2 separate regions of the Homo sapiens genome follow, and region 1 is linked to region 2. Evidence: read pairs that join two places in POLR2A ChIA-PET (ENCODE). Cell type or tissue: PC-3. All regions are shown on one strand.

Region 1 (2,500 bases), 95 kb before region 2:
TACAAATACAAAAAAGTTAACCAGGTATGGTTAGGTGAGGGGGAGGGAGGCGCCTGTAATCCCAGCTACTCAGGAGGCTGAGGCAGGAGAATCACTTGAACCCAGGAGGTGGAGGTTGCAGTGAGCCGAGATCACACCACTGCACTCCAGCCTGGGCAACAGAGCGGGACTCCATCTAAAAATAATAATAATAATAATAAAATTCACATGAGGGTGGAGAGGTTAGGAAACAGCTGTGCTTTTTAAGCTGTTGGCAGTGGGTCTGGAGTTTGGGGTTTGGAGAAGGCTCCCCATTTCCTGGGCAGATAGGAGTGAGCTGGGCTGATGGCAGGCAGGTTCTAGAAGCTACCAGCCTTGGGAGCCCACCCTTCTCTTCCTCCCTCCTGGCTATTACCCCCAGCACCTGCCCTAATGCTGGCCAGAGTGGAGGGCGGAGGGCCAGCCCCTGACCCAGGTACCCAGTGGCCCCTCTGAGATGCCTCTGGCCTCTGGCTGCTACCCTCTCCTGGGCATTTTCCATTTACTGTGATGGCAGAAAAACCCAGTACCCTTAAACAGTAAACAACACAGTGAACTGTGAGTGAAGTCCGTGTGGGCTTAGCCAGACCTGTGTGTTTGCAAACCGGATCCCAGTATGGACTGTGCCCTGCAGGCGGCCTCTCTTGCTAGAATCTGTTCTGGAACTAGCCCGGTTGATGAGCATGTTGATATTAACGGCCTGGCTTGGCCAAAGCTTCCGGCCCAGCACGCTTTAGCATCAGCTGGTTATTCTGAGAACATTCTTTTCAAAACACTCTACAGGACAAACAGGCCGAGAGGTTCCTTTGTCCACAGCTGGCCTCTGAAACTGAGCAGACTCTCAAAGGGTTGAGAAGAACCCCGAGGAGGCTATCGTCTGCACTCAGAGGCTGAAACGTTTGAAAACAGGTGCGGGAGGGGGCGGGGAGGATGGTCAGTGACAGCACATTCTTCAGCAAACATGTGTCATTTGTGCTTTTACCAGAGCGGAGCTTTTAATTCCTAAAATATAACAGCCTGGTGCAGGGGCTGGAAGAAGAGGGCGCGTTTTATGTGCAACTCTGCTAAGGGCTTGGTTGCTGAATGAAAGGTTTGGTTCCATGGAGGTTCAGGTACCTTCGCCTTCAGAACCACACCTTCCTTTTCATCTCCAGCCTCCCTGGGCTCTCACCTGGCTGCTAGGGGGTCGGGGGTGGGTTGGTCTCAGCCCTCCTGGAGCTCTGCTTGCTACTGGGTGGGAAGGCTTGCTCTATACTGCAGACATCTTTCTGGATTGAGGCTATCAATTGACTCCCTGCCCTCTGCCTCCTATGTCCGTGATTCCTGCTTGTCACAGAAGAGCTGCTGGGTCTTCGTTGCTTTTATCTCCAAAGCCTTTTGATGAGGTAGAAAGGAAAGGTCATCAGATTCAGGCTGACCTGCGTTTCCACTTCTGCGTTGTCATTTGCAGCTGTGTGGCCTAGGACTAGTGGCTGAACCTCTCTGGGCCCCAGTAAGACGGGAAACCAAACACTGGCCTCATTGCGTTGGTTATCATGCAGAGTCAGTAAGCCCAGGGAAAACATTCACACAAAAATGCTAATAGCTGATGGTTACTGAGCTCTTTGTGTGTATCATGCTCTATTCGACGTGCTTGGCCATACATTAACTTATTTGATTTTTTCCAAAATACTTTGAGATAGATACTGTTATCGACCTCATTTTACCAAAAGGTAACGAAGGCATGGAGAAGGTAAATTGCTTGCCAAGCGTTGCCTGATTTTAAACCTCTGCGATCTGTATACAGAACCTGTGCTTATAATTTTGATTTAAATACTTACTAAATAAACAATAACTTTTATTATGTTGCTCGTTAATACTCCCTGACAACTAAGTTGAAGCTACTGCTTATCCTCAACTGCCAACAACCACTGATGTCACTGGACTCCAGCACCCTTCGTAATACAGACCCATTAATTTATCTAATCCAGAAATACTGTTGTTGTTTTTTTTCCCCTTTTAGCAGAGCCCTCCCTATTGGTTCATATTGTCTCCTTGGAACCTATGTGGGTCTTCTTGGGGATGAAGACATTATTGAAATTTTTGCTGGTTGGGCACGGTGGCTCACGCCTGTAATCCCAACACTTTGGGAGGCCGAGGCGGGTGGATCACCTGAGGTCAGGAGTTCGAGACCAGCCTCGAATTATTATAAAATAATTCCAACACGCTGAAACCCTGTCTACTAAAAATACAAAAAATTAGAAAAAATTAGCCGGGCGCGGTGGCAGGCGCCTGTAGTCCCAGCTACTCGGGAGGCTGAGGCAGGAGAATGGCGTGAACCCGGGAAGCGGAGCTTGCAGTGAGCCGAGATTGCGCCACTGCAGTCCGCAGTCCGGCCTGGGCGACAGAGCGAGACTCCGTCTCAAAAAAAAAAAAAAAAATACAAAAAAAATAGCCCAGCGTGGTGGCAGGCACCTGTAGTCTCAGCTACTTGGGTGGCTGA
Region 2 (2,500 bases):
GACAGGTCTGGTAAATAGCTCAATCTTTCAAATGGGGGTCTGGGAAGGCTCCTACTCTAGGTGAGCAAGTAATAGATCCGCCTTCACAAAGACTGAAACTCATCTTCAAATCAGCTCAATTCATGACTGGATATAGGCAACCTTCTCCTATCTAACAGATTGCCAACAGGATTCTAACAGGATATCTAACAGATTCCCCAAGGTAGGATTCTAACAGCAAAAGTGAATCCTACCTTGGGGAAGATGACAATGCCAAAACTTCTATTGTGTTCCACACAGATGTCTAGCATTCAATCAAAAGTTACCGGACATATCAAGAGGCATGAAAACATCAGACACAGGAATGATGAATGCCAGAACATAACATGAAAACACCTTTAATATGCTTAAAGAAAGTAATCGTCCACTTAGAATGTCCTGTCCAGTAAAAATATCCCTCAACATTGAAGGCAACATAGAAATATTTTCAGACAAACAAAAATTGAGGAAAGTTGTTATCAGCAGACTTGAATCAAAAAAATTACTAAACAGATTCTTCAGGCAGAATGATCAGCATTGAAGCATAGAAATGCAGAAGAGAAGAGAAGCAATGAAAAGAGGATTATGTGTATAAATCTCAATAAATAGTGAGTGTAGGCCAGAGATGGTGGCTCATGCCTGTAATCCCAGCACTTTGGGAGGATGAGGTGGGCAGATCACCTGAGGTCAGGAGTTTGAGACCAGCCTGGTCAACATGGTGAAACCTTGACTCTACTAAAAATACAAAAATTAGCTGGGCGTGGTGGTGCATGCTTGTATTCCCAGCTATCTGGGAGGCTGAGGTAGGAGAATTGCTTGAACCCAGGAGGCGGAGGTTGCAGTGAGCCAAGATGGTACCACTGCACTCCAGCCTGGGTGACAAAGTGAGACTCCATCTGAAAACAACAACAACAACAGCAACAACAACAATAACAAAAAAAAACAGTGAGTGTGAAACGGAAAAAAGGAATAATAATATTATCTTGTGGGTTTGAACTATATGTAGAATTACTTTGAAGTTAATGTGCCTTTTGTTCTCTGACTAAATTTAAGATGTTCTCTTTGTCTGTTGAACTGAATAATGATAGACACATAACTTATCAAAACTTGTTGGGTAAAGCAAAGTTAGCTTAGAAGGAAAATCATAACCTTAAGAGCATATATTAGAAAAAAAAGAAGGGCTAGAAGTAAACCATCTAAGTACCTAGCCCAAGAAAGTGGAAAAAGAATGCAAATAAACCCCATAATAGGAGAAAAGAAATAATAAGACAGCAGAAATTAATGAATAAAAAACAAACATACAATATCCACCTGTAGAACTGGTAAACCCCTTCTGAGACTGAGACACACACACACACACACACACACACACACACACACACACACACACAGAGAATATGCTGGCAGACAAGGTTGTAAGATGCAGCACTCTCATATACTCTTGGTAGGAGTGAGTGTACATATCTATTTGGTGGAATCCACCAAAATTAAACATGTAATTATTCTATGACCTAGTAATTCCATAGCTATGAATGTACTTTACGGCTATATTGAGAAAATCATGCTAAGATGCATGTGGAAGCATATCTCTGCTGCTTCAATGACCAATGCTGGGGAGGGGGGCGGGCGATGCTCGTTAAATAAATTAGGATTCAACCATATAATGGAATATTCTGTAACTATTACATATGACGAAGTTCCATATGCTCAATGTGGGAAGTGTGATATTCTTGGGTAAAAAAGTAATCATATATACTACATAAGCATTTTATATATTATATATATGTGTTTATGTATGTGCACTTTCGCATACACACATGTGCCTATGTGCACACACACACACATATACAGAGAGACAGAGAGCTCTCTAAGGCAGCTTGTAAGTGACACAAGCTGGATTGTGACACTTGTAAGTGACACAAGCTGGATTGGATTCATAGCTGGGCGTGTGTAGCCCCCAAGCACAGACCCTATTCACGTCTCCCCAACACCTGTACCTATGAAGAGATAGAGACCATCTTTCTCTTCCATTTAATCCATACATTTAAAAAATTCTGCCTTTTTCCAACAACATAGAGATGAGTTCTTGAGCAAATATTTCTGCTTCTTGGGGCTTTCTGCTCCTCCAATTAATGACTCGAATCACTCCCGGACCCACCATCAGCCATGCCCTGCAGATACAACCCAACTCTCTGCCATGCCAAGTCACAACTCGGCCATAGGGCATACCAGGGACCTCAGCAGCAGGAGAAACACTCCAGCCCAAAGACCAGCCCCAAGATGAAGGGAGCCACCACCCAACTCCCACACCAGAAATTGATTTTTATTTTTCAGCATTTGCAGAAAGCAAAACACCCTTTAGAAAAGGCAGGATTGCATGCTTTCTTCTTCCTTAGATTCCACTTAAACATAGTGGCAACGGGGGTGGCAAACTTCATAATTCGGTGACATTAAGTCTTAACTGTTGGCAATTAGGAGCCTG

The links. Peaks named below come from ENCODE experiments on the same cell type or tissue, not always from the same donor. Only the 100,000 strongest peaks of a DNase experiment are listed, where the experiment ranks them.
Region 1: POLR2A ChIA-PET joins it to region 2 with 7 read pairs; 2 of 35 experiments call an interaction of 5 or more read pairs at or near these places.

Annotation. Positions count from the first base shown.
Region 1 is chr17:66,956,531-66,959,030 of GRCh38, reverse strand. No RefSeq gene overlaps it. Among named protein-coding and RNA genes, the nearest start is that of CACNG4, 6.9 kb to the left of the region's middle. In PC-3, no CTCF peak of the experiment used is centred here; a DNase peak (open chromatin) is centred at 940; H3K4me3 peaks cover 901 bases.
Region 2 is chr17:66,861,802-66,864,301 of GRCh38, reverse strand. The region is part of intron 1 of CACNG5 (calcium voltage-gated channel auxiliary subunit gamma 5); the gene reads right to left. Among named protein-coding and RNA genes, the nearest start is that of CACNG5, 28 kb to the right of the region's middle. In PC-3, no CTCF peak of the experiment used is centred here; no DNase peak of the experiment used is centred here; H3K27me3 peaks cover 1,964 bases.